Linked DNA regions of Homo sapiens: all the other regions are linked to region 4. Evidence: chromatin contacts called from ENCODE Hi-C or POLR2A ChIA-PET data. All regions are on one chromosome and are shown on one strand. Each heading gives the region's core, a stretch centred on a gene start or an enhancer-like site at or near the end of the contact. The rest is flanking DNA. Distances are from core to core; before and after follow the strand shown.

Region 1 (4,449 bases), core at 101-2,600, 3.3 Mb after region 4:
TAGAAAATCACAAGGTCCCATCTAACTCTAAAATTCTGTAAGTCAATTAAAAATAGCTGGACTCTGGCCGGGCGCAGTGGCTCATGCCTGTGATCCCAGCACTTTGGGAGGCCGAGGCGGGCGGATCACCTGAGGTCAGGAGTTCGAGACCAGCCTGGCCAACATGGTGAAACCCCGTCTCTACTAAAGATACAAAAATTAGCCGGGCATAGTAGCTCGCCCCTGTAATCCCAGCTACTCGGGAGGCTGAAGCAGGAGAATCGCTTGAACCAGGGAGGCGGAGGTTGCAGTGAGCCGAGATTGCGCCACTGCACTCCAGCCTGGGCGACAAAGCAAGACTCCGTCTCAGAAAAAAAAAAAATAGCTGGACTTCTGAAATGATGTTCATTCACTACCAGAGGAGAAAGAGAAGGAAAACTCAACATGCATTTATATTTAAATCTAAAACCTTTTTAAACCAAGTTAATTTGGCTAGTTATCCATGGCTTTGGACGGTAGAGGTTGAGGGAGTTCAAGTGAAAACGAGAATTCCACATCCCCACTTCAGTGATTGATGTAGATTTACTATGACCTTCCTCAGGCAGTACCTTTACCACCAAATCGGGAAACACTACCTACCGTAGAAAGAAAGCCCAGTGAGATAGGGCTGGTCCTGCTGGAAAACTGAACTCTTTGTAATCAAAACCCAAGGCATTATCTTTACCAAGCTCTTTTCCCCTTTAACCCCTTTAACTTCCAAGGCTGAATTACGGTGACGTAGTCAATTGGGTTCAAAGTCTAGGACACTCCATATCTGGCAAGGAATGAAACAGTAAGTCCAAGGGCCCAGAGGCGATGATGGACTTGGGTGGAGGTGGGTGGCCCAGGAGGTGGGGGTGGGTGCTGGGCGAGATGCTCGAACCACCGTTTTCCACATCTTTCCACCTAATCCAGGGGAGCTGGAGGAGGCCGGGCCCCCGGCCCCGGCAGAGCGAAGTGGGTGAGAGGGTGGCAAGCTCAGCACTCAACGCTCCCCGCGCCGGACCGGGCCTCAGCCTCCAGCACACCTCGCTGGCCCCGGGGCACCGAGAGGGCAGAGCCGGGACCACCCCAGGATCCCAGCCCCCAGCCCGCCGCCGCCAGCCCGCCCCCGCTCCCCGCTGCGCACCTGCGGTCCCCCAGGAGCGGAGACGAGGCGGCCCTTTCCTCACTGTCCCCCTGCAGGACCCGTCGCAGCCTCCGCTTTGCAAAATCTGTCCTCTCCGCCCAGCAGGAGCAGTCCGTGGCACCGCAATCAGGGGTGGCGCCACCCCGCCCCGGGCCTCAGCGAAGACCTCCGCCCGGCCAACATGGCTGGCGCCGCCTCTGCCACGTCAAGAGGAGGGGACGGGGCGTGAGGGCAGGAAGGGGGCAGGAAGGGGCGGGCGCAGAGTTACCAGGGCAGGCCACCGGACCCCTGAGCTTGCTTAATAACCGGAGGATTTGAGAAAGGCGCGCGGCGGGCGAAGGTACCGAGAGGGGAGGAGGGAGGAGAGGTAGCGGGGACCGAGCCAGAGGGGCGGAAGAACCCGGAAGACCCAGGCAGCCGGACGGCCGAGGGGCGTGGGACCGGGCAGAGCGGGACCGGGAGAGAGCGCCTTTCCCAGCTCCCTAAAGCCACAGCGTATCCCACTCCCTGCAGGTCGCAGAAAGAGTGGAGAACTGGTGCCACTCGGACACCTTAGCTCACCGAGAGAAATGGAGACGGCCTCCAGGACATCTTAGGACCCTGGTTGATTCCGAGAATCACAAATCACATCTCTGAAAAAAGTGAAAAGTTCATTCTTTCACTTAGTGCAACAAATGTTTACTGAAACTTACTATGTGCCAGACACAATTGAGATGCTGGTAATATGATGCAGGCAAAGTAGGCCCAGATCCCTGGCCCGAAAGAATTCACGTACTATTTATGTATTTTAGTCAGCCTGTCTTTTCCTCCTACATTGCCTCTGCCACTTCAACTCTGTCTCCCCCCACCCCCAAAACACACACACAGTACAATATTTGGCTGATTCATCTTGATATGTTCAATGTTTTTCTTTCCAAGAAAAAAGTTGAACAAAATGAGAAAGCAACAGATTGGTAAGACATTAGAGCTTGGTGGTCTCAGACAACCCCTTCCTTCAGTGAGGGGAATGAAATTAAGTGCCCATGGAATTAATTGCATATATGACAACGCCTAAAAGCCTGCAAAGTTTAGCCATATCAACATTTTATGGAATGGAAAAAAAGATCAAGTCCCTGTCCTTGAAAGCTCATATTCATGAGAAATAAGACAGCAGCACCAGGCTGGGCGCGGTGGCTCACGCCTGTAATCCCAACACTTTGGGAGGCGGAGGCAGGCGGATCACAAGGTAAGGAGTTCGAGACCAGCCTGGCCAACATAGTGAAACACCGTCTCTACTAAAAATACAAAAATTAGCCGGGTGTGGTGGCACGCTCCTGTAGTCCCAGCTACTCGGGAGGATGAGGCAGAAGAATTGCTTGAACCCGGGAGGCGGAGGTTGCAGTGAGCCGAGACCACGCCATTGCACTCCAGCCTGGGTGACAGAGTGAGACTGTCTCAAAAAAAAAAGCACCAAACATATTTCCCTTTCTATAATGTGTGTACTAAAGTTGTTTTGGAAGGTGGAAGAGGATGTTTGCTTGTCAAATTGTAATACAATCCTGAAGAGGGCAATGGGAATCGAAAGCCAAAAATTAGTGTAGGCTTCCAAATAAAGTAGGTTCAAGGTGCTACCTTAATGAAGATTCTTAACAGCACACAGCAGAGGTGTTGTTATAAAGGTGGAATAAGTACACCCACCAAAAGCGACAAGATCTAAGAATGAGTAGGATAAAAAGATCTTAGTCCATTTAGGCTGCTAACACAAATGCCCTCAACTGGGTAGCTCATAAACAACAGAAATTTATTTCTGACTGTCCTGGAGGCTGAGAAGTCCAGGATCAAGATGCCAGCAGATTTGGTGTCCGGTGAGGACCTGCTTTCTGATTCATAGATGGTGCCTTCTTTGTTCTCACATGGCAGAAGGGGCTGGCTAGCTCTCTGGGGTCTCTTTTACAAGGGTACTAATCCCATTCATGAGAGGCCAGCCCTCATGACCTGTTCACCTCCCAAAGGCCCTACCTCCCTATACCATCACCTTAGCAGTTAAGATTTCAACCTATGAGTTTGGTAGGACACAAATATTCAGACCATAGCAACATTGATGAGAAGATCCACAGAAATCCTGGAATCCAGCGAGGAATAAATCAAAGCATAGTACCTTTGGTAGATTCATTCATTTCATGGTTCCCAGAAAGGCATCTTTACCATCCAGCTCAATGAAGTCTTTTCAAAAACTCATCATTCCTGGCCAGGCACAGTGGCTCACGCCGGTAATCCCAGCACTTTGGGAGGCCGAGGTGGGCAGATCACGAGGTCAGGAGATCAAGACCATCCTGGCTAACATGGTGAAACCCTGTCTCTACTAAAAATACAAAAAATTAGCCAGACATAGTTGCGGGCGCCTGTAGAGCCAGCTACTCGGGAGGCTGAGGCAGGAGAAATGCGTGAACCCAGGAGGTGGAGCCTGCAGTGAGCAGAGATCGCCCCACTGCACTCCAGCCTGGGCGACAGACCGAGATTCCATCTCAAAAAAAAAACAAAAAAAAATTCATCATTCCTTTGTTTTCAGTTGATCAAAGGTTTTAATTCCCTATTACAATGAAATAGATGTTAGGATGCATAACAAACTCAGTTGCATCTGTCTTTATGTGCTTTAAGATGAATGACTTTAAGTCCAGGCGCAGCGGTTCACACCTGTAATCCCAGCACTTTGGGAGGCTGAGGCAGGTGGATCACAAGGTTAGGAGTTCAAGACCAGCCTGGCCAAGATGTTGACACCCCATTTCTACTAAAAATACAAAAATTAGCCAGGCGCAGTGGCAGGCGCCTGTAATCCCAGCTACTCAGGAGGCTGAGGCAGGAGAATCACTTGAATCCAGGAGGCAAAGGTTGCAGTGAGCCGAGATCACGCCACTGCACTCCAGCCTGGGCAACCGAGCGAGACTCCGTTTCAAAAAAAAAAAAAATGATGAATGGCTTTAATCCTTGGATATACTATCAGGATCAGGATCTACTGGACCCAACTTTAGCCTTTCAGGGTTGTTTTTTTGTTTTTGGGCTCTACTCTTAAGGATTGATATTTCATGATTTTTTGTTCCTTCGTAGAAGTCTTCCAAACAACAAAGAGAAAATTTATTTTCTAAAAAAATAGATGTGGTGACTCACACCTGTAATCCTAGCAGTTTGGGAAGCTGAAGGGGGAGGATCCCTTGAGCCCAGGAGTTCAAGACCACCCTGGAAAATATGGTGAAACCCCATCTGTACCAAAAATATAGAAAAATTAGCAGAGCGTGGTAGTGTGTGACTTTAATCCCAGCTACTCA
Region 2 (5,039 bases), core at 1,046-3,545, 3.5 Mb before region 4:
CATACGCAAAGGTCTAGAGGTGAGAAAGGAACTGAATACAGTACAATCTGACTGAAGATTAGACTGTGAATAGAGGGCAGAGATGAAGTTGGATAGGTAGGCAGTGCCCAAACCGTGGACCCCTTACAAGCTAATAATTAAACATGTGTTTGAGCACCTACTATGTACTAGGTGCTGTTATGGGCCCTGGGGTTTTGCTAGTTATCAAATAAGACCAAAATAAGACTAAATAATCCCTGCCCTCTTGAAACTTATAGTTTAGTGGATATTAAGAAGAAGAAAAAAAAAACAAAAACATGCTGAATAAATGTGGACTTTAAGGACAGGGATAAGCCACTGAAAGTGTTAAGTGGGGGAGTGATGTGGTTAGAATCATACTCTTTAAAGTTAGGCATATAATTTCACCCAATGGAGGCACTTTTGAGAATGAACGGGCTTTATTAATAATTATTCTGGGACAACAGGCATAAACTGGGCAAATCAGGAAAGATGGGCACTCTTCAAATGTGGTTAAAAACCAGAGGGAAGCAAGACTGGAGGCAGAGATTGGTCATTGCAGGGACCCAGATGAAAGATAGCCAGGACTGCTACCAAGATATGCAGTGAGGTGGAAGGAAGTGAATGGATCTGAGAAGCTCTTAAAGGAAAGATCTGTTCACAATAGGCAAGGGACAATTAATACAGTGTGGCACCAAAAAAACCTCCTTCCAGACTGATAAAGACCCAGAAACCGGTAACTGTTAGACAAAGTCATTAGATGTGTTACAGATTTCCTGTTGTCCATTATCTTGTCCACATCTCAATCAACATAGTTAAAATATTTGATGAAATTTAGATAGGTATACATATGGATTACATTTTCTAAACCGTTAATTTGGCAAACTTGTTAAAAACAAAGAAGTAGGAGGAAGTTAGCCTGACACAACTTATTCACAGTGATCATCCTTTTGATCCTGGGTCACTGTTTTCTTCCAAGTGCTGGCTTGTGGTTAGTGCACAGTACATTTATTAAATTCATTTAAAGAATCTTTTCCTCAACAGGTGAGGGAGAAAACAATCCATTTTAAGCACTGAGTTTATTCCTTTAGTGGTTGGCTTGCTCCAAATATAAATAATAGTTCTTTTCATTGTTCTCCATGATTTAAACAAAACAAAATGTGTAAGTTCCCTTTAAATCATAACCTCCTTGGGAGGCCGAGGTGGGTGGATCACCTGAGGTCAGGAGTTTGAGACCAGCCTGGCCAGCATGGTGAAACCACATCTCTACTAAAAATACAAAAATTAGCCGGGCATGTTGGTGGAAGCCTGTAATCCCAGCTACTCAGGAGGTTGAGGCAGGAAAATTGCTTGACCCCAGGAGGTGGAGGTTGCAGTGAGCTGAGACCGCGCCATTGCACTCCAGCCTGGGCGAAAAGAGCGAAACTCCATCTCAAAAACAAACAAACAAAAAATTATAACCTCCTAGAGCAGCTTAACATGGGGTCATTACATGACCATTATTTCTAAGTCAGTATGTTGTGTTCCACTTTGGCCATATGATGCTTGGCATTTTCAGGACAGGGTCAAAGTTCTGAAACACCTGCCATCTGTCAAGAGGAGACCAGAAAGACTGTCCACAAATTAGCACAAACCAGAAACTGCTGTTGGAAAAGAAGCTTAGTGGTTTCCCTAAGGGGAGTAGCATCACCTTCACACAGAAGGGAGAAGCTTTCTTGGTCCTTAGCCACCATCAGTTTGTGCCTTACAAAGACAGTGCTATCGAATTGATGGTGTTCTAGGTTCTTAAGAGGAATGCTTATAAAAATGGTTGCTGAATGTCAAGTGCTGTTTAAATGCTTAATTACCAGAAGTGAACACAAATAATGAGGGAGTTTGATTCCCTACAAACCAGAACTGTTGTTCCTGATATGTGACCATTAGCAGAGCTCTGCAGTGTCTTTTATTGCACGGTTCTGAGGCTTTGCCGTTAACAACTTATTAATTGATCAGGGAAGAAACCAGTGGCTGTATTAGTGCTGGTGAAATGGAAGAAAGACTGAGCAACTTGCATAAGATAAATCTTTTACTACACTGTAAACAATGGAGTGGTGGTAAGTTCTCTTAAAGCTGAAAACATTACTGTTATGAAGGCTCTGAAAATGGAAAAAAATGAGAAAATGATTAAAGATCTTTTTGGGGTTAGAATTTTTTAGTTTTGCTGGCATGAAAAGACTTGGGCAGATTTTAGTACTGGAGGGACCTGCCTTATTCGTTGTGTATTCCATTCATGATTGCTCTTTCCTTGTGTAAGAGGAAGAGGAGTGACTCATTATGACTCTTGGTTTTAATTTCAGTAGATTCCTGAAGGTGCAGAACTGAGTGAACAGATCATCCTTTTTAAACTCACTCAGGCTGATTTCTTTTGAGGGATGTTATTTGTTAGTTTAAATAGTAGTACTGAGAAGTAGAGGAGTGTATATTAAACTGTGGCAAGAGAACTTCAGAAACAGGAAAAGTAACTAAGTCCTAAAAATAAATTCTTGTCTTGTTTTCTGTGACTGATAAAACATCATAAGTAAGACATATGCACCATAACCCCAACCCCTAGTGAATATACATGCATTTTATAGAGCTAGAACACACATATGTCAAAAGTCACCTTAAAATCTTTCTGAGAAAAGGATAGGTAAATACATAAAATGTACACATGAAGACTACTATTTGTTTTTATTTAAGTGTTAACATGTTTGTATGTTTGGGAGGCCAAGGTAGGAGGATCACTTGAGGCCAAGAGTTCAAGACTAGCCTGGGCAACATAGTGAGACCTCCATCTCTACAAAACAAAAACAAAACAAAACAAAACCAAAAACCAAAAGAATTAGCTGGGCGTGGGGGTGCTCATCCGTAGTCCTAGCTACTCAGCAGGCTGAAGCTGGGGGATTGCTTGAGCCCAGAAGTTTGAGGCTGCAGAGTTACGATCATTGCACTCCAGCCTGGGTGACAGAGCAAGACCCTGTTTCTAAATAAAATAAAATGATTCTATAAAAATTGGTGACATTGGTCTGCAGTAGAGGGAAAAATCATGGGGAGTTGAAATAGGTGAGAAAAGCTTCATGAAAAGGTGGGATTAACTGTTGTTTTTTGAAGAATGATCTCATAAGAGGAAGTTAGAAAGAGGCAGGGTACCTCAAATGTGGAGACTAGAAGGAACTAAGGTGTAGCTTGGAGTCAAAGATTCCAGGTGTAGTGGGGTGGAGTGGAAGCTCCTTAGGGAAGCCACTTACCTGATTTGAAGGGTGGTTTCCTCATCTGCAAGATATGCAGATTAGTACTCTTTCACTCCTATTTCTCTTTCTCTCTCTACTTCTCTTTTCTTTCTTCTCTCCTTCTCCCTCTTCCTCCCTTCTCTCCTTCCTTCTCTTTTTTTTTCCCTACACATATTTATAAGTACCTACTTTATTCCTTAATTGTACTGTGCCCTGGGGATATAGAATGCTCCTACAAGGGTCAGGGCCTCACAGAGGAGATGAACAAATAAACTGCTGTACAGAAGGATGCACATGGTCCTGAGGAGGCTAGCTTGAGGAAGGAGTGGCTAACAGGTTGGGAACTGGGGAAGACTTGTTATGCAAATCAAAATTGTAACCACTTTGTAAATACTAAGTATTTATTAATGTAACATTTTTTTCTTTTACTTGTGATGCATTTTTTTTTTGTGGCTTCTGTGACTCTTTGTAAAGGAGTTCTGAGTCACTAGTTAAGATTTTTTATAAAGAAATACACCATTAGCAGGCCGAGGAGGGGATGTTTTAGTTTAGTGAAACTTGGACCAGTGTCAATTTAATGGGTCAGACGTAGTGTTTGTAATGGGTAAGAAGTACTAGTCATCCAAATCAAATGGCCATAACAATGAACTCTGAAAATAGTTATATATTTTTTAACAGAGTAAAGCTTCTTTATAGCAATATAATTCTTTAAGATCACTTTTTTTTTTTTAATTTTTGGAAGCTAGAGACAAAGTAGAGGAACTGGCAAGATTCAGATTTTTGGAATCAAGCATTAAATTATTAATTGGCAAGAATTTTTCTGAAAACACTAGTAGGAGGAATTAGGAACCCCACAAGCAAAATAACATTACCTTGGAAGAATGAATGGTATATTCAGTTTTACCTCTACATCTTTTTGTTGCTCTGTGTGTGTGTGTGTGTGTGTGTGTGTGTGTGTGTATTCACATGTGCTTGTGTGTCTGAGAGAGAGAGGAGAGAGAAAAAGAAAGAGAGCGAGCGAGCATTATGGGATTTGGGTAGTTTTGGAAACTTTCTTTTGAGAATACTGAGAATGATTGGGGGAAATTAAGTGAGTGGTTGAAGTACTATTGCTAATTGTTGCTTGTTTTAGGAAAAGATGATGTCAGACACAATCCTTGGTAGAAATTTTGAGAGAATTTTTGATGTTTCAGAGTCTGACGGTTCTAGCTCTTTATAATATAAATTTCATTTCAAAATTTATGGCTTTTTTGGGGGGGTGGGGTATAAGTGTAACTGCCTAAGGGATTCACCTTGCCTGCTGCCTAGACAGAGCCGATTCATCAGGACAGGGGAACTGTAATAGAAAAAGAGTAATTCACACAGAGCCAGCTGTGCGGGAGACCAGGGTTTTATTATTACTCAAATCAGTCTCCCTGAGCATTTGGGGAGCAGAGTTTTTAAGGATAACTTGGTGGGTGGGGGAAGCCAGTGTTCCAGGAGAGCCGATTGGTCAGAGATGAAATCATAGGGAGTTAGAGCTGTCTTCTTGTGCTGAATCATTTCCTGGGTGGGGGTCCAGAAGATCAGATGAGCCAGTTTATTGATCTGGGTGGTGCCAGCTGATCCATCAAGTGCAGGGGCTGCAAAATATCTCAAGCACTGATCTTAGGTGCAGTTTAGGGAGGGTCGGAATCTTGTAGCCTCCAGCTGCATGACTCCTAAACCATAATTTTTAATCTTCTGGCTAATGTGAGTCCTACAAAGGCAATCTAGTCCCCAGGCAAGAAGGAGGTCTGCTTTGGGAAAGGGCTG
Region 3 (5,089 bases), core at 2,590-5,089, 4.3 Mb before region 4:
GGACAGATACTAACTTGGCTCATTGACTACCCACTTCCAGTCACATTCTCCATTGCTTTCCTCTACTCTACAGGTTAGAGAGCTCTAAATGCTTAATTTCTCAGTTTCTCTTGGTTCTAAGGATGGTCATGTGACCCGGTTCTAGCCAGTCGGGTGTGTGTGTGTGTGTGTGTGTGTGTCTTCCTTTCCTGAATAAAAAAGGCAAAGGCTCACTAGGAAATTCTCTTTGTCATTCCCTCCTCTTCCTATATGGAACATAGCTTTGATGCCTGAAGGTACAACAAACATCTCATGACTATGAGGGGATGAAAATGGATACCAAGGATACCAAGATGATGGAACAAAAAGAATTGATTTGGAACATGACGGCACTATGGATTCATCGTATTGGACCTCTGTGATATAATTCTGAACTTTTCATATAAGACTAATATACCCCTACTTGTTTAATACAACTGTAGAGTTATCTGCTACTTGCAGCCAAATGTAATCCTAACTAATATAGGCAATAAATCATGTTTTTATATCACTATGTAGGTCTTCCAATCTATTGTCTTTGCCAGAGCTGTCTCCATTCTTCTAAAAGGTCCCAACTTCCAAAATTCAAAACCAAGAAAACAACCTCTTTTCTCTGACATTTTTATTGGGTCAGACATTTTGCTGTGTCAGAAAATGATTCCATATAATTTGTCCAAATGGGGAAGGGCTATGCGAGATACAAGGAATTATAGGGAGAAAATTATTGACACATATTTAAAAATATATCTCAGCATAGTTACAAATACACAGAAACCCATCCAAATTAGACTAAGACAGTAAATTTATTGGGTGGATGTAAGTATATCTTATGGACCTAAGGATAGGAAGTCCGGTTGAACCTCATTATGAACTGGAACCAGGAACTGAAAAGTTATGAACCAGTGCAGCTCTTCTCCCTTTCCTCTATGGTAACATGATCTCTTATGATCTACTTTCTTCTTCTCTCTTGCATTGGCTTTATCTGCTTCTGCATGCACATAGTAGAAAATAGTAATTTCAACTGTATTAGCTCAAAGACAAACTAAGATTGACTAACACCTGTTACTTTTATTTTCCAGGCTCTCTGGAGAATTAATCTGATTGGTCAATTTTTTGGTTGTACATCAGTCTTTAGTCCAATTAGTGACCTTGGGAATGGGGTCAAATGACTTAGCAATTCTTAGGACCAAAGGAGAATACCCTTTTGAAAAGAGGCCATGGATATGTATATGTGTGTCAGTGTTTTTTGGAGAAGAAACATCTCTACTACTCTCCTAAAATTTTAATTTGGGGAAAGGTAAACCAAAGTAATGATTCAGCCATTCTACAAACATTATTCTCACTTGCTCCTCCTCTTATGTTTTCTCTCAGGGAATTCATCTAGTTGCTCATGTCATAAACCTCTACACAACCAATGATTACCACAATAGCTAACAATTACTAACTCTGTGACAGCTGTTCTACATGCATTATCTTAAGTTCAACCTCACAACAACCATAGAAGTAGGAATTAACTATTTTATTGATAACAAAGTGAAATTTAGAGATGTTAAGTCAAGCCTTCAAGAGAGAGACCTCATGTCTCCTTGTCTCTGATCTTGCCCCGCTGATCCATTTCTTTTTTAACCCAGTAATCATAGTGGTATTTCTAAAACACAAATCTGATGTTACTTTCCTGCTTAAAATCCTTCTATAGTTCCCTTAGGATAAAGTCCAAATTTCTTTACAAGATATATACAGCCTTTCTTGATTTAGGCAACCTCCATCTAACCAACCTTCACTCCATCCTCATCTCTTTTAGTCACTTTGTCCTAAGTTGCACAGATCATTTACAGTTCTTAACAATCCAGAAAAGAAATGTATTTTCTACTCCTCTTGTGTTCTCTCTTCTTTTCTCTCTTCTTTCTTTTTTTATTTTTATTTTTGATATCTTTTTTATTTTTTTATTTTTATTTTTTAGTATTTATTGATCATTCTTGGGTATTTCTCGGAGCGGGGGATTTGGCAGGGTCATAGGACAATAGTGGAGGGAAGGTCAGCAGATAAACATGTGAACAAGGGTCTCTGGTTTTCCTAGGCAGAGGACCCTGCGGCCTTCCGCAGTGTTTGTGTCCCTGGGTACTTGAGATTAGGGAGTGGTGATGACTCTTAACGAGCATGCTGCCTTCAAGCATCTGTTTAACAAAGCACATCTTGCACCGCCCTTAATCCATTTAACCCTGAGTGGACACAGCACATGTTTCAGAGAGCACGGGGTTGGGGGTAAGGTTATAGATTAACAGCATCCCAAGGCAGAATAATTTTTCTTAGTACAGAACAAAATGGAGTCTCCTATGTCTACTTCTTTCTACACAGACACAGTAACAATCTGATCTCTCTTTCCTTTCCCCACATTTCCCCCTTTTCTATTCGACAAAACCGCCATCGTCATCATGGCCCGTTCTCAATGAGCTGTTGGGTACACCTCCTAGACAGGGTGGCGGCTGGGCAGAGGGGCCCCTCACTTCCCAGACGGGGTGGCCGGGCAGAGGTGACTCCACCTCCCGGACGGGGTGGCGGCCGGGCGGGGTCTGCCCCCCACCTCCCTCCGGGACGGGGCGGCTGACCGGATGGGGGCTGCCCCCCACGTCCCTCCCGGACGGGGCAGCTGGCCGGGCGGGGGCTTTTCTCTCTTCTTTCATCTTTCTTCCTTCTACTCTCTTCTTCTTTCTTCTTCCTTCTTCTTTCTTCTCCTTTTAATTTCCTCTTCCTCCTTCCTCCTTCCTTCTTTCTTCTTCTTCTGACAAGGTGTCACTCTGCTGCCCACGCTGGAGTGCAGTGGTGCAATCATAGCTCACTGCATCCTTGAACTCCTGGCTCAAGCAATCCTCTTGCTTTGGCCTCCCAAAGTGTTGGAATTACACGCGTGAGCCACCATGCCTAGCCTTAGCAGTCCATTTCTAACCTCTTTACAACAATCTCCTTGCCATTCTCCCAGCTAACTTCTACACATTATTCAGATTCAGCATTCAGCTTAGATATTACCTAATTTAGAAGCTTCCCCTGATTGAATTGAGTGCCCTTTCTTTGTATCACTTTGTCCTTTCTCCTGTATCCCTCAATGCTTTTCTCCTGTACTTATCATATTATACCGCAATTTTGTTGTTAACTTATTCTGTCTTTTGCACTGGATTATAAAGCCCTTTAGTGGAGGAATTATGTCGGTCTCAATGCTGAATATTTTAAGTCTACTGTAGTACTCGGTACATAGTAGTTGCTCAACGAATATTTGTTAAATAAATGAGTCTTAAGTCTGGAAGAACTTGCAAAGTTCTTTACCAGGTTGCTGGTAAAGCAACCTGACCTTTCTTTCAGGGAACTGTCAGCAACACAAGCCATGAATACCAACGCAAAACAGACTCTCACTGTAGATCACACGGGAAAAAATAAAATAAAAAGGTAAAATCCTTAACGGTGGTAGTATTTAAATGACCATATACTGCTTAGTAAGAAATCCTGGGGTCATTTTCAAGGTCCCCCATTTCCTACTTTTGTTAAGCTGGGTCAAGTCTCTTTAAACTTTCTCCGTTTTCTTGTCCATAAAAAGAGTATACTAGGTAAGTCTTCTGTCTACCTCGGGACTTCTGTAAGTATCATAAGAGATGTTTTATATGACAACACTTCACAAACGTTTAGTAAAACGCTGCAAAATGTTTGTAGCTGGCTATAAACAAGATCATGCAGATTGGGTTCCTGAGCCAACAAACCCAAAGAAGACCGGTTGCTAGGAAGAGAAAGCCGAGCGTTGCTCCGTGACGTCATCACTCCGCGCCACCCGCGACAGTTTCCCAGCAGGGCTCACAGCAGCGTTCCGCGTCATGGGGATTTGGCAGCGTCTGCTGCTTTTTGGTGGGGTGTCGCTCCGGGCTGGTGGCGGGGCCACTGCCCCGCTTGGGGGAAGCCGAGCGATGGTTTGTGGGCGCCAGGTCCGTGGTGCTGCAGGGCAGGGGGAAGCGGGCTGACAGATGCTGGGCTGCAGGGCCGCAGATGCCCTGGCATTGCTTCTTGCCAAAGACTCGCCTCAGTTCCTGAGACCCCCAGTGTGCTGGACGTGCCTACTTTTCAGGCAGGCCCAGGCTGAGGCGTGGCGGGACTTGAAACACAGTTAGAACGTAGATGTGGTATTCTACATTGCTTTCTTGGCTTTGGGTTATTTATCAAATAGATTGAAGAAAAGCAAAACACGTGGAAGCCTTATCTCCGTAAAGAGGCAGCGTTTTTACATTTTTAAACGTTCAGCGTATCCTGCTAGAAAAATTTCAATTTAAGCAATGTGTCTTTACAATTGTTATCAGTAGTAGTAGGTAAATGTCTCCATAGTGAAGATGAGCAGAATTAGAAAAGAAAGCCCTCTTAATTGCAAACCCCAGATTGTTTTTGCTTTTACAGTGTGATGATGGAGATGGCTTATTTAAAACGGCTTTTTATTATTATTATTTTTTAAAGTTGTCTGGCGCCGGGAGTGAGACCCTAAAACAAAGAAGAACACAAATCATGTCCCGAGGACTTCCAAAGCAGAAACCGATAGAAGGTGTTAAACAAGTTATAGTTGTGGCTTCTGGAAAGGGTGGAGTCGGAAAATCTACTACAGCAGGTATTATAGGATATTAATTCTATTCCTGATTAAGAACTTATGCCAACAGACAAGTGCACACTATTGAAATTATAGTTTTGTGTTTTAAAAATTTATTTGTGAAGTTCCTAACATGTGATTCCTTAGTTTCAGGAGTTGGTAGCGGGTAGACGCTTAGATTTTGGAGTTAGACAAAAGTAGGTACTAGCCGGGTCTCCCACCCCTTAACTCAGGAAAAAGTGGTCAGATTGTACAGCAAATCTTCAGTTCACTTAACTGTAAAATGGAGATAACTTCTTTCATAAGATGGTTATTCAAATTGCACAAGCTAACCACTTAGCTTAGTGTTTACTAGTGTTCAATAATTGGTTGCTGTTATTTTTAAAACATCTAGTAACTTTTTTTTTTTGTTTTTTTTTTTTTTTTTGAGACGGAATCTCGCTCTGTCACCCAGGCTGT
Region 4 (4,438 bases), core at 1,572-4,071:
TTGACCTCTCAAGTTCAAGCAATTCTCTCACCTCAGCCTCTGGAGATTGGGTTTCACCATATTGGCCAGGCTGGTCTTGAACTCCTGACCTCAAGTGATCCACTCGCCTCGGCCTCCTAAAGTGTGGGGACTACAGGCGTTAGCCACCCTGCCGGCCTGTACTATCTTTCAATAGCAAATTGCCACTTCAAGAAGAAGAAACCCTGTCGTTATAAGGGGTAAAATATAGTTTTAAGATTGGTCTGCAAATGAAGTTTCCTTATCCGTAAAATGGGAATAACAATGGCACCTAACTCAGGGCTATTAAATTGAGAATTAAACTCACTAAACCCATGTAAAGGGCTTACCAAGATACCTGATACAGAGGATAAATGGTCACTTAATGAGTTATGATACCTATTGAGGCTTCCTTGTCTATGTACCCTTTATTTATTTATTTATTTATTTATTTATTTTTATTGATCATTCTTGGGTGTTTCTCGCAGAGGGGGATTTGGCAGGGTCATAGGACAATAGTGGAGGGAAGGTCAGCAGATAAACAAGTGAACAAAGGTCTCTGGTTTTCCTAGGCAGAGGACCCTGCGGCCTTCCGCAGTGTTTGTGTCCCTGGGTACCTGAGATTAGGGAGTGGTGATGACTCTTAACGAGCATGCTGCCTTCAAGCATCTGTTTAACAAAGCACATCTTGCACCGACCTTAATCCATTTAACCCTGAGTGGACACAGCACATGTTTCAGAGAGCACAGGGTTGGGGGTAAGGTCACAGATCAACAGGATCCCAAGGCAGAAGAAGTTTTCTTAGTACAGAACAAAATGACAAGTCTCCCATGTCTACTTCTTTCTACACAGACACGGCAACCATCCGATTTCTCAATCTTTTCCCCACCTTTCCCGCCTTTCTATTCCACAAAGCCGCCATTGTCATCCTGGCCCGTTCTCAATGAGCTGTTGGGCACACCTCCCAGACGGGGTGGTGGCCGGGCAGAGGGGCTCCTCACTTCCCAGTAGGGGCGGCCGGGCAGAGGCGCCCCTCACCTCCCGGGCGGGGCGGCTGGCCGGGCAGGGGGCTGACCCCCAACCTCCCTCCCAGAAGGGGCGGCTGGCCGGGCGGGGCGCTGACCCCCCCACCTCCCTCCCGGAAGGGGCGGCTGGCCGGGCGGGGCGCTGACCCCCCCACCTCCCTCCCGTCCGGGAGGCTGGCCTGGCGGGGGCTGACCCCCACCTCCCTCCCGGACGGGGTGGCTGCCGGGCGGAGACGCTCTTCACTTCCCAGACGGGGTGGCTGCCGGACGGAGGGGCTCCTCACTTCTCAGACGGGGCGGCTGCCGGGCGGAGGGGCTCCTCACTTCTCAGACGGGGCGGTTGCCGGGCAGAGGGTCTCCTCACTTCTCAGACGGGGTGGCCGGGCAGAGACGCTCCTCACCTCCCAGACGGGGTCGCGGCTGGGCAGAGGCGCTCCTCACATCCCAGACGGGGCGGCGGGGCAGAGGTGCTCCCCACATCCCAGACGATGGGCTGCCAGGCAGAGACGCTCCTCACTTCCTAGATGGGATGGCGGCCGGGCAGAGACGCTCCTCACTTTCCAGACTGGGCAGCCAGGTAGAGGGGCTCCTCACATCCCAGACGATGGGCGGCCAGGCAGAGACGCTCCTCACTTCCCAGACGGGGTGGCGGCCGGGCAGAGGCTGCAATCTCGGCTCTTTGGGAGGCCAAGGCAGGCGGCTGGGAGGTGGTTGTAGCGAGCCGAGATCACGCCACTGCACTCCAGCCTGGGCACCATTGAGCACTGAGTGAACGAGACTCCGTCTGCAATCCCGGCACCTCGGGAGGTCGGGGCTGGCGGATCATTCGCGGTTAGGAGCTGGAGACCAGCCCGGCCAACACAGCGAAACCGTCTCCACCAAAAAAATACGAAAACCAGTCAGGCGTGGCGGCACGCGCCTGCAATCGCAGGCACTCGGCAGGCTGAGGCAGGAGAATCAGGCAGGGAGGTTGCAGTGAGCCGAGATGGCAGCAGTACAGTCCAGCTTCGGCTCGGCATCAGTGGGAGACCGTGGAAAGAGAGGGAGAGGGAGACCGTGGAGAGGGCGAGGGCGAGGGCGAGGGCGAGGGAGAGGGAGAGGGAGCTATGTACCCTTTTTTTGAGAAAGTACATCTGGTTAAGTATGTATTTTTCATTGAAAACTAAAGTTAAATCAGGACTGATGGCATTTTCCGACTGCATTTGGTAAAAAATAAATGCCAAAAATATTAGATTGAAAATGCCAAGATAAAACTTCCTTACCTTCTGTATTGTAAAAGTTTCAAGAATAATTTAAAGATTTTTGCACAACACAGAAAGTGCAAGTTATCGTCTATAGTTAATAATTAAATAAAACAGTTTATTAATGGTAGGTAATAAAGGTGCTTAGTAAAACAGATGGTTCTCCAGTTCCCCAGGCTCAATGAGCAGGCAAAGATCCTTTTAGGCAAAAGACATTTTCACATCTAACAGTAACATCTCTGATGGTCAGGCAGGTCAAACAATCACTTGGCGGGAAATAGATAAATACAGACTAAATTCGCACAATCTGTTTCTGTTTAGTTTATAAACTGCGATCCAGAGTGTCAGCTTTCGTGCCTTGTGGGACTTGAAGTCCAGAAGGAAGAAGTGATCAGGGCTGCCGAGGGATGGAAGCGTGCAGCCCCTGCAGGTCTGAGACCTACGAACTACAACTCCCGGCAAGCATCGGAAGGCCGCGTCGTAATTGCGGGCAACCAATCGTACCAGAGCAGGGCAAGCCCCCGCCCTCTGGCTCGGTGGAAGGCCTCCGCCAATGGCAGAGCTCCCATCGCAGAGCCTGCGGGTTAGGTTGTGAGGCCCGGGCCGGGGGCGGGGAGGAGCCAAGGGGGCGAGCAAGCTCGGTGGCTGGGTGGGTTGGGGCGTTCCGCGCGCCCTTCATTGAAGCGGCGGTGGCCGGGCTGGGCGCCGGTAGTGGAAAGCGACGGCGCGGCTGGAAAATGCCAGTCCATTCCCGAGGGGATAAGAAGGAGACCAACCATCACGATGAGATGGAGGTGGACTACGCCGAAAATGAGGGGAGCAGCTCCGAGGACGAGGACACTGAGAGCTCGTCGGTCTCCGAGGATGGAGATAGCTCAGGTGCGCGACCCACTGCTGGGACCCTGAGTCCCCGCGCCCAGCGCGCGACAGGCCGCTCTCCGCACGCCAGGCGGCTGCGTCCTGCTGGGAAAGCGGGGCGGGGACAGAGGGAAGGGGCGGAGACTGGCTCTGGGCCCTGGGCTGCACCCTGACCGGTCGCTGGGCGCTGTCTGGCTCCTGATGGGTCCCGGCGGCGGGGCGGGGCGGGCCTGGGCTTGTCCAGCTCCCAAACGCGGCGTGGTCCTGCCCCCGGTGGTGCTCTGGAGCGACCAGCCCAGGCGGACAACTTCCCGCAGCAGACAAACTGGAAATGCCTCCTCTCCCCAGCCCACCGACCTCTTTCCCTATTTTCACCTTTGCAACCCTCACTTCTCAGCGCAAGTGAGTTGCCGGGACAGAGGGTCGGCTTAGTAATTAACCTCAGTTTGCAAGTCAACTTGCCGGTCAGCACTTTTACATCAGTGTCTTTTCGGGGGCTAACTTGAGAGCGGTCCCGTTCAGTAGCTCCCTGAAGTTTGCAAGACTGAGAGGAAGGGACCAACATTCGGGCTCATTTTGGATCTTCATATGCTTATAAATTGGCTGAGTTTTGGCAGCGTTGAAAATTCTCCAAGTCTTTTCTTCCCTTCAGTTTTTTCTAACTTTGGGCTGTTTTAAATTATTTTGGGTGGGGGAGGAGGGCAGATTAACACTACAAATAAATTTTGCAAACTTTTAGGAATGGTTATTCTAAAGTGAAATGGAATTTGTGATTACCGGGATTATTTTCTTTCGATTCAAATGATGGAGATGAGACTGACTTCTTTGTCTTGGCCTGATTTTGGTCATGTAAAGGAAGCATTGATGATAGGTTGATGACAGCCTAGTATCACCCAGATGCCCTCTTTTCATGTTTCCCTTGCAAAGCAAATCTCCATGGAAGGATATAATTTCAATCAGTAAATCAGCCATCCAAAAATATTTATGAGTGACTTCTTTGTGCAGCACTGGACAGTACTCAATATGAGGGATAAATAGTTATTATCTGGGCTCACTTAAAAAGCTATCATAAGTCACCACTTGATTAAATTGCCAAATGAATGCTTAACTAAATGTTGCTGTAGGAATTCAGAGGCAGAGGAAATCGTTTCAATATTGGGTGGTCACAAAGCCTAGCTGAAGAAGGTGGGATTACCTTAATTATCTTGAAGAATGAGTAGAATTTGGTTTGGGGTGGTGGGTATCCCTGCAGGGAGAGGGATGTAAGAAAAAGTACAAGGGCCAGAGTTTGGGGCTTATTCAAAAGAGCGTGAAAAC
Region 5 (4,635 bases), core at 1,118-3,617, 3.3 Mb after region 4:
TCTTACACTTGCTGAATACGCTCTACTATTATCACACTCTCATGCCTCAGGTACTGCCTAAGGTTGTACACAGACCTGTAATAAGATCAATGAGGCTAAGTATGCTCACAATCAGAATTAGATAATTGTCAATCTTCATCCCCATTATTCATCTCTACATTTTTTTCTCCTATAGTACTTCCCGCTTTCTAACATGCTATACTATTTATTTATTTATTTATTTATTTTTGAGACAGAGTCTCACTGCTGCCCAGGCTAGAGTGCAGTGGTGTGATGACAGCTCACTGCAGTCTCAAACTCCTGGACTCAAACAATCATCCCGCCTCAGCCTCTCCAGTACAATTTTTAAAATTTTTATTTTTAGAGACAGGATCGTTGCTATGTTGCCCAGGCTGGTCTTAACTCCTGGGCTGTAGCGATTCTCCCACCTCAGTCTCCCAAGTATCTGGGATTACAGGCACAATCCACTGGACTTGCTCAGAGATCTTTATTGTACACTGATATACCCAAGTGCCTAGAATAGCACCTGGCACATAGTGGGCCCTCAGTATTTGTTGAACTAATGAATGATCATTGCTCCTTTGGAAGCCTACAAACCCCACAGAAGCAGGAATCACAACTATCTTGTTCTAGGCTTTATTTTCAAACCCTAGCTTACTGCTGATACACAATGGAAGCTCTAAAAGATTGCTGGATTAAAGTGGTAGCTTGAGTTAATTAATACACTGGGCCCACTAATTCTTTGTACAAGGAAGATAGATGCCTGGCTGAGATTATTTAAAGCATTGTTTCTGTGGGAAAGTGTTTTGTTTTTTTGTTTGTTTGGGACGGAGTCTCACTCTGTCGCACAGGCTAGAGTGCAGTGGTGCAATCTCGGCTCACTGCAACCTCCGCATCCCGGGCTCCCGAGTAGCTGGGATTACAGGCGTACACCACCACTCCCAGCTAATTTTTGTATTTTTAGTAAAGGCGGGGTTTCCCCATGTTGGCCAGGCTGGTCTCCAACTCCTGGCCTCAAGTGATCCACCTGCCTCAGCCTCCCTAAGTGCTGGGATTACGGGCGTGAGCCACTGTGCCTGGCCTGTGAAAAAATGTTTTCTGAGCTTCAATTTGTATATATATTTATAGAACAAAACTAGTTCCTACATTGGCAGTGCAGGTAGGGCAGAACCAGAAGCGGGACAACACACACAGACACCACTAACAACAGGGCCGCTCCCTTAGGTCTGGTCTTAACCAGCTCTAGGCCAGGTGAAGAGGCTAACTCAACCATGACTGCGTGTCTGTCTCGCCATTGCTTTCTTTTCTCTAGTATAGATGCTCAGCGTCTAATCAGAGACTGATTCTCAACTGGCGTGACCAAAGGACAGTTATATTATCTCCAGTCTCAATTTCCTTATCAGTAATAACAGGCATTTTATCCACACTTTCAGTTTGTGAGAAATAAGGCATGTAGACGGTTTCACAGAGGGTCGGGAACAAGATCAACCCCTAACAAACGTTAGCCATTATGACTAATGACTTTTACTAGTTTTCATTTTTGTCTTCCCTCTTCTCACTTTAACCTAATCAGGCTGGGCGTGGTGGCTCACGCCTGTAATCCCAGCACCCTGGGAGGTCGAGGCAGGCGAATCACCTGAGGTCAGGAGTTCGAGACCAGCCTGCCCAACATGGTGGAATCCGGTCTCTAATAATACAAAAATTAGCCAGGCGTGTTGGCGCGCGCCTGTAGTCCCAGGTACTCAGGAGGCTGAGGCAGGAGAATCGCTTGAACCCGGGAGGAGGAGGTTGCAGTGAGCCGAGATGGTGCCACTGCACTCCAGCCTGGACGACAGAGCGAGACTCCGTGTGAAAAAAAAAAAATTAACCTAATAGAGGAAAGCACGCGCCCACCCCCTCTCTGAGCATGCGCACCAACAGAATAGCCGCGCCCTTTCCTAATTAAATCATTAACCAAGGTGAGGGTAAGGAAGAAAAGGAGGCTTGGCTAAGTCCCACTCTGATGTGATCACGTTAAAACGGTGTAAGGCACATTACATCATAGGTTAAAAGGCCTAGAAAACTCCGCGCTCCCCTTGCCAGAACTGCAGACTCGCGAGCCTAAGTCTCCGAGAACTCAGGGATTGTGAAACCCGCCCCGACTCTGCGCTAGCAGCGGGATCCAGGCACCCGCAGCTAACTGGGGAGGGAGATGACTGCCTGGCTGACTTTTCATTGGCTCAGAGTCACAAAGGCTGCAGGTTCTTCCCCCTTCCGGTCGCTGAGTGGTTGAGGCCGGAAGACAACGCTCATCGTCATTGGCTGAGCCCGGCTGTCAGTCCTTTCGCGCCTCGGCGGCGCGGCATAGCCCGGCTCGGCCTGTAAAGCAGTCTCAAGCCTGCCGCAGGGAGAAGATGGCGGTCGCCGTGAGAACTTTGCAGGAACAGCTGGAAAAGGCCAAAGAGAGTCTTAAGAACGTGGATGAGAACATTCGCAAGCTCACCGGGCGGGATCCGAATGACGTGAGGTAAGGGCCTAACGGGAACTCGGAACTCGGAGCTCGGAGAGGCAGCCCTCAGGTCGGGGTGAATTGGGGGCGGGGAGGGCGGCCAGCCTTAAGAAGACTGGAACCTCGAGGCCTGTTCGCGGGGCGGCGGGTAAAACCCTGTTGTCGCCGAGGTGGAGAGGCCCCAGGTCCCCTCCGTAGAGCGCTGGTCTCAGGTCCCTGAGGAAGGAGAGCGAGGCCTGGGTGCGCCGGCATGCTTTCTTGGCCTGTGAGAAGACCCGGACTGCTGATTCCCGCTCTCGGCCCTGCAGGCCCGGAACTGCAGCACAAAGCCCCTTCCCGCTCCGGCGGACACCCGGCCCGTTGCTGGCCCCGAGACCCTGCCGGGACGCAACAAGCCGCCTTACCCCAGCTTCCTGTCCACGTGCAGCCTCCTCGGGGATGGCGGGATGGGGACCTGATCCAGGCTTGTTAATGTGTGGGGGCATCGAGGTGAATATAATTTCTGTGACACAGGTCCTGGAGAAACGAGGAAGTTAAATGAAATAGTACTTCCTGTCCTGTTTCAGACATTTAGATTTATTTGAAACTATCTTTTTGGAACTTTTGTGATTTTTTCTCCTTATGATCCACATCTCTGAAAGTATTTGGGTGCGACTGTGTGTGTCTACATATGATTTTGCACTGATTTGTAAATCTTTTACAGGCCCATCCAAGCCAGATTGCTGGCCCTTTCTGGTCCTGGTGGAGGTAGAGGACGTGGTAGTTTATTACTGAGGTAAGATTTCCTTTGGACTTTACTCATGCTGAAACTACTGGTACTTTACTAAATATGTTGGTTTGAACAAAACCTGTGATAAAATCAATAACCCAGTGTTTGTCGTCTTTGTTTTGTTTAATGTTGTAATAGACTAGATTTCTGTATAAATATAGTTATCCTGAAAAACTGGAGGTTGAAGAATATATTAAGTTTACCAATTTTGAGTGAACTTAATTCTTATAAAGTAACACTATAAAAGCATTTTGGAATGAATGCCCGTTTAAGGCTACTTTAGTTGGAAAGATTTTTGAAAGTTTAACCATATTCTCTTGTCAAATGGAAATACCATTTATCTTGTATTTCAAGTGTTTTATGTTGAACATTTTAAATTTCAGGCGTGGATTCTCAGATAGTGGAGGAGGACCCCCAGCCAAACAGAGAGACCTTGAAGGGGCAGTCAGTAGGTAGGTTTAAAAAAAGATTCCTGAAGGCTTCTTTAGTTTCTGAGGTACCACACAAATATAAATGTTTATTAACAATAATTCTGTTTCAGCAATATTAAAATTGAGTGGTATGCCACTCCCTGCCCCCCCCAAGTTCTGTTGGTATTTGACTGAACAGTTGACTATCAGTTCCCTCAAAACGCAGTTCTGCACTCATGATAACCTAAATTTTATCCAAATAAAGGTCATGTGAAGAGTAAAATTGGAAAAATTGTCAATTAGTACCATTTTTTCTGACTTGTACTTGAAAAACTTAACCAGTTTGAAATACTTAGAAAATACAGGAGAGCAAAATTGGTTTGGGCGTTAGTTCACACATTGTAGTATCCTTTCTCTGCTGGAGGAAAGAATAAAATGGGATGGAGACTTGATAGAACAAAGCTTCTGGAAACGAGTCCTAGAAGAGAGGGCATTTGCCCTTGGTGTGCAGTTACATAAATACCTCAGTGGTCATTTAAATTAATTTTTGGCCAGGCACAGTGGCTCATCCCTGTAATCCCAGCACTTTGGGAAGCCAAGACCAGCAGATCACTTGAGCCCAGGAGTTGGAGAACAGCCTAGATACATGGTGAAATCCCATCCCTACAAAAAGTACAAAAAAGTTACCCAGGCATGCTGGCTCACGCCTGTAGTCCCAGCTGCTTGGGAGGATGAGGCAGGAGGATCACTTGAGCCTGGGAGGTCGAGGCTGCAGTGAACCGTGGTGGCACCACTGCACTTCAGCCTGGGTGGTATAGTGAAACCCTGTCTCAAAAAAATTAATATTTTCTATGACAGGCTGGGCGGGGAGCGTCGGACCAGAAGAGAATCACGCCAGGAAAGCGACCCGGAGGATGATGATGTTAAAAAGGTATTGAGATTGAAAGAACTTAAATGAATGTAGTACC

Evidence for each region. Hi-C counts contacts between places; a loop is a spot of excess contacts on that map. ChIA-PET counts read pairs that join two places held with the same protein, here RNA polymerase II (POLR2A). Pooled maps may share reads with other maps.
Region 1: a loop to region 4 is called in a map of naive thymus-derived CD4-positive, alpha-beta T cell, with 14 times the contacts of the local background. The contact joins the promoter of SEC23A here to the promoter of BRMS1L in region 4. A Hi-C loop is called at or near these places in 2 of 168 maps with a recorded cell type or tissue (CD4-positive, alpha-beta T cell and naive thymus-derived CD4-positive, alpha-beta T cell) and 8 of 50 pooled maps. POLR2A ChIA-PET finds 5 or more read pairs at or near these places in 2 of 52 experiments (B cell and HepG2).
Region 2: POLR2A ChIA-PET joins it to region 4 with 13 read pairs in Caco-2. The contact joins the enhancer-like site here to the promoter of BRMS1L in region 4. POLR2A ChIA-PET finds 5 or more read pairs at or near these places in 2 of 52 experiments (Caco-2 and activated T-cell).
Region 3: a loop to region 4 is called in a map of CD4-positive, alpha-beta T cell, with 6 times the contacts of the local background. The contact joins the promoter of NUBPL here to the promoter of BRMS1L in region 4. A Hi-C loop is called at or near these places in 2 of 168 maps with a recorded cell type or tissue (CD4-positive, alpha-beta T cell and naive thymus-derived CD4-positive, alpha-beta T cell) and 11 of 50 pooled maps.
Region 5: a loop to region 4 is called in a pooled map, with 12 times the contacts of the local background. The contact joins the promoter of PNN here to the promoter of BRMS1L in region 4. A Hi-C loop is called at or near these places in 1 of 168 maps with a recorded cell type or tissue (CD8-positive, alpha-beta T cell), 1 of 37 single-sample maps with no recorded cell type and 13 of 50 pooled maps. POLR2A ChIA-PET finds 5 or more read pairs at or near these places in 4 of 52 experiments (HepG2, RWPE1, T-cell and 1 more).

What each region holds. Positions count from the first base shown.
Region 1 is chr14:39,101,885-39,106,333 of GRCh38, forward strand. It overlaps SEC23A (SEC23 homolog A, COPII component), which reads right to left and starts at 1,351. Exons shown (of 20, transcript NM_006364.4): 1 at 1,148-1,351. It overlaps SEC23A-AS1 (SEC23A antisense RNA 1), which reads left to right and starts at 1,256. Exons shown (of 2, transcript NR_146545.1): 1 at 1,256-1,487; 2 at 1,661-1,928. RefSeq lists silencers at 957-1,036, 1,057-1,176, 1,337-1,566.
Region 2 is chr14:32,368,601-32,373,639 of GRCh38, forward strand. The region is part of intron 1 of AKAP6 (A-kinase anchoring protein 6); the gene reads left to right. Among named protein-coding and RNA genes, the nearest start is that of AKAP6, 42 kb to the left of the region's middle. Within about 2 kb of position 2,296, at least 2 of the 41 ENCODE cell types and tissues checked have a DNase peak (open chromatin) inside an H3K27ac peak, as active enhancers do.
Region 3 is chr14:31,557,565-31,562,653 of GRCh38, forward strand. NUBPL (NUBP iron-sulfur cluster assembly factor, mitochondrial) reads left to right here and starts at 3,840. Exons shown (of 11, transcript NM_025152.3): 1 at 3,840-3,983; 2 at 4,504-4,651. The coding sequence starts at 3,876. NUBPL-DT (NUBPL divergent transcript) reads right to left here and starts at 3,767. Exons shown (of 3, transcript XR_943720.2): 1 at 3,547-3,767. It overlaps LOC105370438 (a long non-coding RNA gene), which reads left to right. Exons shown (of 4, transcript XR_943723.3): 4 at 261-532. RefSeq lists enhancers at 3,683-4,082, 4,009-4,564.
Region 4 is chr14:35,823,517-35,827,954 of GRCh38, forward strand. It overlaps BRMS1L (BRMS1 like transcriptional repressor), which reads left to right and starts at 2,822. Exons shown (of 10, transcript NM_032352.4): 1 at 2,822-3,142. The coding sequence starts at 3,001. RefSeq lists silencers at 2,863-2,962, 3,213-3,382.
Region 5 is chr14:39,172,887-39,177,521 of GRCh38, forward strand. PNN (pinin, desmosome associated protein) reads left to right here and starts at 2,368. Exons shown (of 9, transcript NM_002687.4): 1 at 2,368-2,506; 2 at 3,192-3,263; 3 at 3,641-3,709; 4 at 4,526-4,598. The coding sequence starts at 2,394. PNN-AS1 (PNN antisense RNA 1) reads right to left here and starts at 2,994. Exons shown (of 2, transcript NR_186208.1): 1 at 2,893-2,994; 2 at 1,989-2,426. RefSeq lists enhancers at 1,756-1,895, 2,058-3,257, 2,376-2,585, 4,437-4,635 and a silencer at 2,096-2,215.